2 separate regions of the Homo sapiens genome follow, and region 1 is linked to region 2. Evidence: chromatin contacts called from ENCODE Hi-C data. All regions are on one chromosome and are shown on one strand. Each heading gives the region's core, a stretch centred on a gene start or an enhancer-like site at or near the end of the contact. The rest is flanking DNA. Distances are from core to core; before and after follow the strand shown.

Region 1 (6,172 bases), core at 756-3,255, 1.4 Mb after region 2:
GTACTCCTTATTTGACTTTTGGGAAAGGGAATCTCATCAAGCCAATAACTGAGGCCAGAATAGACAATTCAGGGATGCATACACTTAACGTGGCCACTTTCTTGCAGCCTCCACCGAGCCAAGGTACAGGATCCCTCTTTCTTGCCCTGTATTCAGATTCCCAGTATGTGGATGAAGGTGGGAGCAATTCCTTTCAGTTCTCTTGAACCTCGGGTCAAGAAGGAGACCTGTCTACGTCCCAGCTCTTTACTCCACATTAGGAAAAACTTGCTCTGTCTAAAGCTACACAGTCTTCCTCTGCTTCCACTGGCACCTAAGCAGAGGTTCCCTGGAACTCCAGACGGTGGCACACCCTGCGCTTAGAGACTTCCATCTCCGTTCTTGCCAGGCACACACAAGGAGCATGTTCCAATTCTCATCCAACAGGGACACCTGCAGCCAAGACTGTGCCCTTCCTGGCAGCTTTAGCTTTCTAATAACTGGCGTTTGCTTATTACTATTTTGTTACCTGACCTCAAGCTGACAATTCCCAGAGCTCGTTCCCAGCTTCAGCACTAACTGTCCCCTTATTAACAGCCAGAATCCTGAGTCACAGACAAGACCACCAATTCACTCATCTAGCCATGTCCTGCTGTCTTACTCATCCTTGCCTGAGCCATTCTCTTGCCCTGACCATATTCTGCTAGTGGCATGCGCCCCATCCCCACCCCAACCCCTATGGAAGCAGGAACTGGTGTCAACAACATGCCCTTCTCATTCTCTAAACCCACCTCAGAGTCTTGATCCTTCCCAGGACCACCATCATCTTTCCTGACCCTTGACCTTGCTTCATGATACTTGCCCAATGGCTGTCCCCAGCCACTCACCTCCCATTCTCATTTCCCATGACATCTCCCCTACCTTGTCCACCTTATTCATTTTGCTCTGGTTTTTCCCTGCCATCCATGACAGTAAGTGAGAATGAAGAGAAACAGAGACTAAAAACCAGTCATGGAGAGAAAGTGAGATCCAGCTCCTGGATCTGGGACAGATCCCCAGTGGGACCCTCTTTGCACACCTTCAGAATAATATTAAAGGCATCAGTGGTGCCCCCACTAGGTAGTAAGCATGTGTCCAGTTCCCACAAAAACCCCTTGAGTTGAACTGAAAACAGGAACTCAAACAAATGCACATATACCCATGTTTATAGCAGCATTATTCACAACAGCCAAAAGGTAGAAACAAACCAAATGTCCACCTATGGATAAAGGGATAAGCAAATTGTGGTATAGCCATACAGTGAAACATTCTTCAGCCATAAAAAGGAACACAGTACTGATAGATACCACAATGTGGACAAACCTTGGCCATGTTATGCTAAGTACAAGAAGCCAGACACAAAATGTCACACATTGTACGATTTCATTTATGTGAAATATTCAGAATAGGCAAATTCATAGAGACAGAAAGCAAATTAATGGTTGCAAGGGGCTGGGGTGGGAGGGCCAGTGGGGAGTGACTGCTTAATGAATGTAAAGTTTCCTTCAGGGGTAATAAAAATGTTTTGGAACTTGACATAGACGGTGGTTTATCAACATTGTGAATGTAATATACACTTTAAAATTGCTAATTTATGTTATGTGTATTCATCTCAATAAAATAAAACCCATGCACAGATGTTACTAGCTAGATTTAGTCATTCCACAATTATACATACTTCAAAACATCATGTTATACAAAGTAAATACATACAACTTTATCTGTCAATTTAAAAAAAAAATTTAAAGTGTGCTGGGCACGTAGTCATCCTGGTAAATTAGCAAAGGTTAAAAAAGAAAAACAAGCCTATGAGCTAGTTACTACTATTATTGGTATTTCACAGATAAAGAAATTAGGATGCAGAGAAATCAGGTAACTTGCCCAAGTCGCACGGAAACATGACTCACAGTAATCCACATGCTGTTAGAACTGTATGACCCTTGAAGATTCTCTAGTGCAACCTCATTTTGCAAACTTGGAAACTAAGGCTTGGGTTGGCAAAGTGACTTGCTCAAAAGTCCTGGCCAAGACCAAAACAGACGGCTTCTGATTCCTAAGGGCTCTTTCTGCTTCATCATGTTTGTGGTTTGTGAAATAACATATAAGAATCTCAAAGCACAGTTTGATGGTGCTTTCTCATAGGAAAGTGGGATCGAGTCCAGGAAGGCAAGAAACTGCCAGCCCAGTACCTCAGGCTGTCCCACCTCTTGAGGCTGACCCTACCCAGCGATGATGTTGGCAGTTTATTTCTGGAGTCTAATAAATTCAAGGGGAAAAAAGTCCATTCTCTCCTGCTAGCCTACCGTGAAACTTGAAATGCCCATAGTAAGCATCCCTTTTAATCATTGAATCACCCAGTTCACCAACCACTAGCTAACTGTATTGTGTACTCTTTTCGAGGCACTATGCTGGAATAGAGTGTGGGAGTGTGAGGAATTACTCAGAGGAGCAAGCCCTTGAATAGCCTAGAGTCTTCATTAGTTTGAATCCTGATCTCCTGTATTTAAGCAGAAGGGAAAAGTTTATTAAGCACCGGGGCTTTTAAGGAAGGCAGGATTGCACAGGATCTCAAGTGCATAAGGGAGATGCTCAGCTTTGAAGTTTCAATAAAGGCGCCAGGCACCAGGGCAAGAGTCAGTCCCCAAACATATGTCACCGACTTCATAGCAGTGCACAAAGTGTCTCTGCCTGTAGAAGACTCTGTCTGAACCTTAAAGATCCGGTGTGGTGACAACGGAGCGCATCCCTGTGCAAGGCGAAGAGGCTGCGCTCCCGACGCACTTGGCCGCAGCGCCACCACGTGTTCTCAGGCGTCTGCACATTCCCCCGGCCAGGCATGCGGTTCAGTCTCTGCCTTCCACACAGGTCTGCTAAGAGCTCAGGAAGCGCCATGCACTGTGCTAGGGGTAGGATGAAAGCAGGACCAAGACAACGCTTACAGCCTGGGGGCTGAGCAGGGGATGCAATCACAAGAGGACGGGAGGCTTACCTGGCCTGGGAGTGGGGCTTTCTGAGGACCTCTCAGAGGAGGTGATGTCTAAACTTTCATCCTAATGGAAGGTGGTAGTTATCGAGGCTGGGGACGTGGGGATAGAAGGATATTTTAGATAGCAGGTGTACCAACTACTCAGACTAAGGTGAGAGAGAAAACAATATAATTAGGAAAGTACAAGTATTTCAGTATGGTTGGAGAACAGAGGTATGGGTGGCAGGGGGAGATGAACAGTAGTGAAGATTCGGAGGAAGTAGGGAAAGGGGAATTGTGGGTAAAGATGAAACTGACCAGGCGGGCAGCCATCAGATCCCAAAGAGCCTGGGGTGCCAGGGTGGGATTTGGATTTTCTCCTGAGAGCAACAGGAGACCGCAAAGTTTTCTTAAAAAGGGAAAAATTCTTCTTAAAAAAGGAAAAAGTCTTCTTAAAAGGGGAAGAAGTCTTCTTAAAAAACAGGAGACCACAAAAAAGGGAAAAAGTCTTCTTAAAAAACAGGAGACCACAAAGTCTTCTGGCCGGGCGCGGTGGCTTACGCCTGTAATCCTAGCACTTTGGGAGGCAGAGACGGGCGGATCACCTGAGGTCAGGAGTTCAAGACCAGCCTGGCCAACATGGTGAAACTCCGTCTCTACCAATATACAAAAATTAGCCGGTCATGATGGCGGTTGCCTGTAATCCCAGCTACTCGGGAGGCTGAGGCAGGAGAATCGCTTGAACCCAGGAGACGGTGGTTACAGTGAGCCAAGATCGCGCCACTGCACTCCAGCCTGGGCGGCTGAGCTAGACTCCGTCTCAAAAAAAAAAAAAAAAAAACGAAAAAACGGGAAAGGCCGTTTGCATTGTAAAGTGAGAAGAATGGATAGGAAGGCGGGACAGGCTAGCCAATAGGAGACTGTTGTTTCCAGCTATGCTGCCTGGACCGTGTGGACGGAGAGAGAAGAAGAGATAGGAGATGGCCAGTGGCAGAACGTGCAGTTTGAGGGAGAGGGCGGACTCGGGGCTGGCATCCAGAGCTGTTGCTTGCGCTCTCCACTCTCACCCTCCAGTGGCTGGCAGCAAGGGAGGATATTCACAGAAGCCTGGAGATTTGGGGCAGAGGCAGAGTGTAGCTACGGTAGCAATGGTCCCATTAAGGCTGTCTCATTCCACTGTCCTCCCGGTGCACAACCAACTGCCACGCCAAACTCTCTCCCGCCTGGATTTTGCGAATTATTGTAGGAAGGATGTGGAAAGCTGTAAATGCATGGGGTCTGTATCTTCATGGTTCCCTCCGTAAGGTTCAGAGACAGATTTAAGAGGACCCTTGGAAGAGGGAACTGCTCTAGCCCTAGCCTGCATCTATTGACTTGTCTTTGGTGCTCCCTGGTGGCAGTAAGCTGAATTACATCTCTCTTCCTTTCTCTGTTCCTCTCCATCTGCAGCCAACTACCTGCAAACACAGAAGGGGATCTTATTGCTAAAGAGGCAACCCTAGAGATCGTTGATCCAGACACTATAAGGCACCAACGCTTTTACATCCTCTTTGTTGCAAAATCCAATGGAAACTTCTCACCTCACCCTCAGGAAACTCTCCCTCCTTTGACTTCTCTGACCGTACATTCCTGGTTTTCCTTTTTCAGGGAAAAGACCGTTCCTTGAAAGGGAACCGAAGCAGGTTTAGTCAGCTCGGATGAACTTAAGAGAAGAGCAGGGTTAGCCTGCGTTAAAGTGGAGAGGGAAGGACAGAATCAGGTAAATAGAAAGGGACAGCAAATGTGGTGTAGATGACAGAGGCGAGATGTGCTTGAGGAGGGGAAAGGAGGCTTCCCCGCTGGCAGGGATGTGCAGTCGCGATGGCTGGACCAGATTTTGCCTGGACAGTCTTCCTTTGCACCACACTGCTTGAGACAGCACGTACTGTGAGGAAGCTGTCCTGTTGAGGAAGTCCTGCAGGTCCAGCCTTGTGACAACAGCAGCCGTCTGCAGTCCAATTGTTCCGAGCCTCTGTCCCACCTCTTGATGCTGTTAAGCCCATTTTCCCCATAGCCAGACCATGTCATGATTTTTAACATTTTTAGGCATTTCTGTAATTCTTAGATACCTGTGCCATTACATTAGCTATTTTCAATAGCAAGGAACCTGGGGTTGCTATAATGATTCCATGTGCTTTGAAAACATTTTACTATGGGGAGAGAAGAAAGGAGAAAGGTATACAGTAGGCAGCTGTTGATGAGGCTTGTAGGGCATCAAGCTAGTTCCGAGAAGGTGGAAAACATTTGCCTTCTTTTAAATTCTCATCCAAGACAAAACATTCCCTATTTCTTCTAGCTCGGGCTTGATCCTGAGCACTGAGACCAGTCCCCCATAGGGATGGGGAACTTGATGTGGCTTTTGCTCTTTATCTCTGTACTTGGAAACTGGGTATAAGATTGAAATTTTGATTAAGACTTGGTGGACCTTTCAATACTTGAAATGTCATCCAGGTATGAGAAGAGATATACAACAGACCATGTCTGAAGGCAATTAATGGAAAAAATTAAACCATCTGCACTGGCTTTAGTCCATTCAATAAACTAGCTATTACTACACGGTAGATGGCAAAAACCCATAGTTCCTCAATAAGTTTCCCCTTGGAAAATGCCCTTCTAAAATAAATATTGCATTCCAGAGGTCTTAGTACAGTTGTGCTGCTAGAACAAAATACCATAGATGGGGTAATTTATAAACAAGAGAAATTTATTTCTCATTGTTTTGGAGGATGGGAAGTTCAAGATCAAGGTATCAGCTGATTTGGTGCCTGGCAAGGACTATTCTCTCGGCCTTTCAGATGGTACCTTGAACTATGGATCCTCCAGAGGGGATAAATGCTGTGTCTTCACATGGCAGAAGAGATGGAAGGGCAAAAAAGGGCTCAATAATTTGCAAAGCGACTTTTATTAACACCTTAATTTCATTCAGGAGGGATGAGTCCTTGTGACCTAACCAACTCCTGAAGACCACACCACTTAATACTATTGTATTGTGGATTCAGTTTCAACATGAATTTCAAACATTCAAACCATAGCACTAGGTGTTGAGTATAGCCTAGCAGGCGGCTAGGAAGTGAATAAATAGTGATGTCCTCCCGAAGAGACTGAAATTGAAGACTCTGACAGTTTGAATACGTGGCTTCTGCAGTACAC
Region 2 (5,611 bases), core at 2,296-4,795:
TTTTTAAATCTTCTTATATTAAAAAATTGACAATCTTATGTTGGCCGCTGCTATGGTTCAAACGTTAGTGTCTCCCCAAAATTCATATTTTGAGATCTAATCCCCAATATGGCAGTTAAAAGAAGTGGGGCCTTTAGGAGGTGATTGAGTCAAAAGGATGGATCCCTCATGAATGGGATTAGTGCCCTTATAAAAGAGGTCCAAATGAGCTTATTCACCTCTTCCACAGCATGAGGACACAGTGAAAAGTTCATCTCTGAACCAGAGAGCTAGTGCTCAGCAGACACGGACCCTGCTGGAAACTTGGTCTTGAACTTCTCAGCATCCAGAACCATCAGAACTGAATTTCTATTGTTTATAAGCCACCTAGGTTATGGTATTTTGTTACAGCAGCCTGAACAGATTAATATTTTTAAAATTTTTTTATCCTAATATTTTTTAATGTCACAGCAAACCTAGAAGTGCCTCTTTTTCACACCCTCCTATCCCCCCCAAAAAAATCAAGAAACAGAAATGCAGCCCTATGTGTGATAAACCTATGTAATATTTGCAACCCCAACTGCGATATCTGATGAAAGAATGCCAAACCCACTGCAAGTCAAACAGGAAGGCAGGGAGGAGCTGAGAGAGGTGGGGGACACCAGAGAGTAGGAGCCAAGTTTAGCCCCTGTGAGAAGTTGAGAATGTGGTGCTGAGAGAGGATTCACTCAGATTCAGATTCACATATGCACAGGAAGCAGTCTATCTGGGAGACAGGAGGAAGCAAGCGTTTCCACACTGCATTATGAGTAACTCTGCAGCTGCTGTCAATTATCTGGAGAGAAACACAGGCTAAACTATTCACCCACCCAAACAACCCCAAGTCATAAGAAACAGCACAGTGATCCAGGGAGAATTCCTGCTAGCTCTGTGTGTCAGTTATCAATTGCTGTGTAACAAACCATCCCCACAACATAGTGGCTCAAAACAACTATTTTACTGGCTAAAGACCCTGTGGGTAAGCAGTTTGGGCTGTGTTCAGTCAGACAGTTCTTTGGGTGGTCTCCCTCAGGGTCATTCATGAGGCTGTAGTCCTCCTCTTCTTTGAGTGTCTCTGGATGTGACCTCCTTCATGTGTCCCGCAGTTGGAGCTGGAAAAACATTTTGCTGGCCTCAGACTTTCCCCATAACAACCTACAAGACTAGAAGTCAATAGCACAATGCCTTCCAGGTTTCAAGAGAAAAAAGTAACCTAAAAAGAAAGCTATAGTACGATGTTTTTGAATGTACAAGAATTCAGGGAATATAGTTTCCATATGCTCTCTTTGAATTAATCACTAGGGGAAGAAAAGGTGAGGTTTAGTCATGGGCTGAACTGGGTCTCACCCCCTCCAAATTCATGTGTTCAAGTCCTAAACGCTGGTACCTCTGAATGTGATATATCTGGACATAGAGACTTCAAAGAGGTAATTAAGATAAAAAGAGGTCATATGGAAGGGTCCTATTCCAATATGACTGATGTCCTTATAAGAGGAGGGAAGTTAAACACAGACAATTACAGAGAGAAAACCACGGCCATCTATCAATGAGGCAGTCCTCAGAAGGAACCAACCCCACTGACTTTGATCTTGAGTTTCTAGCTTCCAGAATTGTCAGAAAATAAATTCCTGTTGTTTAAGCCACACAACCTTTGGTACTTTGTTCTGGCAGCCCTGGCTGGCTAATATGCCGACCAAGAACAATTACTTAAACTAATGAAAACAGAAGAGGGATGAGCATTGAACCGTTTCACCATAGGACCAACTCTAAACCAAATGTGGTTAATAAATTGCACATTAAGGCCAGGTGTGGTGGCTCACACCTATAATTCTATCACCTTGGGAGGCTGAGGTGAGTGGGTCACTTGAGCCCAAGATTTCGAGACCAGCCTGGGCAACATGGCGAAACACTGTGTCTACAAAAAATACAAAAATTAGCCCAGCATAGTGGCTCACACTTGTAGTCCCAGCTATGTGGAAGGCTGAGGTGGGAGGATTGCCCAGGAAGAGGAGGCTGCAGTGAGCCAAGATTGCACCACTGCACTGCAGCCTGGGCAACAGAGTAAGACTCCGTGTGTGTGTGTGTGTGTGTGTGTGTGTGTGTGTGTGTGTGTGTGTGTGTATTGAGAGACAGAGAGAAAAAACATTTAGCAGAATTTCTCTAAGTGCATAAACCTGATTTTAAGAGACCTGGGGTCCAGTTGTGCCCAGGTCTCCAAGTAACACCTACCTTGGGCGAGTCCTTTGGGTTCTCAAGTTAGTTACACTTTGCTCCATGGAAACGAGTGACTTTCAAAGTGGGCTCTAGAGAATATTAGGCATTTGGCATGAGAACCTCAGGAACTACCAAGAGGATCAGGGAGCGAGTCTGTGGGGCCTGGACCCTTCCCCACTTCTCGGGCACCCCCATGGGCTTCTCAGTAAGATTTCACTGGAGGGCAGGTTACTGTGGCTTAAGAAAACCTGAACACCTGCAAACTGGTCATTTCTGAGTTCTGTTCCTAGTCAAAAGCCATCAGCATTTTAAGTTGTGTTTCGTACCTTTCGCCTTAAGAAAATGCAAGGTCTGTTGAGTAGTTACATGGGATTTGCCTGAAAGTGGGGGTGTTAGCAAGTGTGTTGCTACCCAAGGCCTACCACGGGGGCAGAAGCCAAGCCTGGCTCCCTCTCTTTCAGGACGGGGCCTCCTGTGGGAAGTGGATGCTGCTGCCAAGGACCGAGAGGTGATTGACTGAAGAAGCTGCATAGGGAGGGAATCTCGGGAGCTGGCTGCCAGGCTCTGGAGTGCCCTCAGAGGAAGAGCTCGGAGTGACCGCTCATCCTAGTGGGCAGAAATAGGAAGGCAGGGAGGAATAGGAGAAATAGGAAGCAGATCTTCAGCATCGGTCCCTTCCCCTCCTCCCCAGCTCACGGCTTGGTTCTCACAACCAAACCTCGGCGGGGCTAGAAATTCTCGCTCACAAGCCAACAAACGGCAAGTAATAGCTTCTAAAAGGCTCGCCTAGGATTTCTCCTCAAACTATCCTTGAAGAGCCCACCTAGAAGGTGGCATCCCCCACATACTCGGTACCATTGCAGGCTACACTCTTTTAGGAGTAGAACGCAGTCTTTGCTCTCTGTCAGGACTTCTGAAATGTTTTTATTGGAGCTGGAGGCTGTTTTCAAGGTGTGTGGGGGTGGGTGAAAGGGGAGGAGTAGCCACATACCACATGAATAGCCACTCAGAATTGTCTGAGGAGAGACTGACAGAAGGTTCCCCTGGGACTCAAGCAGTTGTTTCTTTTCCAGGAAATTTCAGACAAGTTCATAGACCACCATGAGCTTGCAAATAAACTGTTAATAAAGAGACTTCCAGATGGGCTGGAGCAGGAAAGGGGAAACCCTGAGGCCGTTCAGCAAACAAAACAGAAAAACAAGGTGGGATCCAGAAGACAGGGAGGCTGAACGTTAACCTGGCTGGGGAGACCATGGGCCACAGGAAATTGTCCAGCGCTCACGCTGCAGAGGCTCTGAAGGCAGAGGACCATCAGGCTCTGGCAGCCAGCCAGGGTGATCGAGGTCTATTTGACTGGGCTTCAAATGGCTCCTTGGAGACCTAGTGTTGGACAAGAATTGAGTAGAGCAGCCAGTTGCCTGATGTGAGTCCCCACAGCACAACTTGGATGTGTTTTTCATGTGATTTAAGAGCTCTGGTTGCCTCTCAAAGGGAACAGAGTGCAGCTGGCCCATAAAGCTGTCGTTGTTTGGGGTTTTGGAAAATTCTCTTCTGAGAGGGTCAGAACAACCCTGAGTCGTGACCAGGGCCAGAGCTCAAGCTACTCAGGGAAACCGCGGTCCCAAGGGTGGTGGGGTCAGCCAGCCAAACACCTAATCAGGGCTGCAGCTTTCCACATGGGTGGGAGCCTGTGCATCGGTCTCACAGGGTCTCAATTCCACTTCCTAGGTGGTCTGAGACCTAGCAGTTCTCCAAGAGGAGGCAATTACTGTAAGCGGGGAAGCAAGGAGAAGCGGGGAAGCAATGATTCTACTGATGGTCCACACCAGTCCCACACTTTGTCATGGAAGATTCAGTTCCAACAAACCCCACAGGCAGGAATTCAACTCCCAATGGAGCTAGAAACTTCTACTTCTTTTTTTTTTTTTTTTTGAAACAGAGTTTTGCTCTTGTTGCCCAGGCTGGAGTGCAATGGCGCGATCTCAGCTCACTGCAACCTCTGTCTCCCGGGTTCAAGTGATTCTCCTGCCTCAGCCTCCTGAGTAGCTGGGATTACAGGCATGTGCCACAATGTCCAGCTAATTTTTGAATTTTTAGTAGAGACAGAGTTTTGCCATGTTGGCCAGGCTGATTTCGAACTCCTGACCTCAGGTGATCCACCCACCTCGGCCTCTCAAAGTGCTGCGATTACAGGCATGAGCCACTGCACCCAGCCTTCTACTTCTTAAATAATATTTTCTGAAACCCTGAGATGTTGCAACGTTGTTCTACTCCCACTCCAATTTAGAACATCACTCAGTTATTTATTTCTTTATTCATTTATTTGGCAAATATTTAATACTCGCTGGATGTAAAACAACAGCAACAACAACAATAACATGGCCTGGCACTGTGCTAACCACTACAGTGAAAGAACAGATACAGTTCTCCTCTTTATAGATCACACAGTATCGTGGAGGAAACAGGTATTATTTCTTTTATTTATGTAATACTCGCATAATCTCTGCTATGCACAGAGCACTGCTCTAAGCACTTTACAAATATAAACAGTTAATCCCCTCCACAACCCTATGAAGTAGGTGATATTAATATCTCTATTTTTACAGATGAGGAAACTGAGGCACCAGACATTAAAATAACTTTCCCGGGATCACACAGCTGGGAAGCGCTTAAATCCAGGTAGTCTAGCTCCAGCACTCAGGCCCTCAAATGCTACAGTTAGGCTGCCTTTCAAGCAGATAAATGCTAATCAATAGACTATCCAGAAATGAAGACTGTGCTCGGCACTCTGAAAGAAAGCCAGGAAAGAGCAAGGGGATTTTTCACATTGGTTGAGAGTCAGGGTAGACTTCTCTGCAGAAGGAACAGAAAGGAGGAAGATTGCTCCAAGCAGGGAAAATTGCAAAAGTAAAGGCCCTTGAGTAAACAAATCTTAGTGAATTCAAGGACCTTCGAAAGAGGTTAGAGTCATCAGAGGGCAAAGGGCACATGAAGAGATGAGGTTGCAAGGGAAAAGGGTACGCAGTGTCAGGCCAGACTCAATTTTGTTTGGTGGTTCTCAAAGTAAAGTGGAAAAAAGGGCCGATCTTTAGGAAAACAGCCATAGGAAATAGAATGATCAAGTAGGGGAGCTTCATGTTTTCATTTTGAGAAGGGCCCCTGATATGATGTGGCTCTGCTTCCCCACCGAAATCTCATCTCAAATTGTAATCCCCATATGTTGACGGAGGGACCTGGTGGGAAGTGATTGGATCATGGGGGTGATTTTCCCCATGCTGGTCTCGTGATAGTGAGTGAGTTCTCACCAGAGCTGGTGGTTTTAAAGTGTGGTACTTCCTGTCTCTCCTGCTGCCTTGTGAAGAAAGTACTTGCTTCCCCT

The links. A loop is a pair of places that touch in the nucleus more often than their neighbours do. Pooled maps may share reads with other maps.
Region 1: a pooled map shows a loop between it and region 2 (4-fold over the local background). The contact joins two enhancer-like sites. A Hi-C loop is called at or near these places in 5 of 168 maps with a recorded cell type or tissue (CD4-positive, alpha-beta memory T cell, heart left ventricle and naive thymus-derived CD4-positive, alpha-beta T cell), 1 of 37 single-sample maps with no recorded cell type and 16 of 50 pooled maps.

The regions. Positions count from the first base shown.
Region 1 is chr5:35,922,271-35,928,442 of GRCh38, forward strand. All of the region lies in intron 1 of CAPSL (calcyphosine like), which reads right to left. Among named protein-coding and RNA genes, the nearest start is that of CAPSL, 13 kb to the right of the region's middle. RefSeq lists a silencer at 2,657-2,951 and enhancers at 4,149-4,198, 4,289-4,368. Within about 2 kb of position 2,006, at least 3 of the 41 ENCODE cell types and tissues checked have a DNase peak (open chromatin) inside an H3K27ac peak, as active enhancers do.
Region 2 is chr5:34,493,611-34,499,221 of GRCh38, forward strand. No RefSeq gene overlaps it. Among named protein-coding and RNA genes, the nearest start is that of RAI14-DT, 160 kb to the right of the region's middle. RefSeq lists an enhancer at 5,549-5,611. Within about 2 kb of position 3,546, at least 10 of the 41 ENCODE cell types and tissues checked have a DNase peak (open chromatin) inside an H3K27ac peak, as active enhancers do.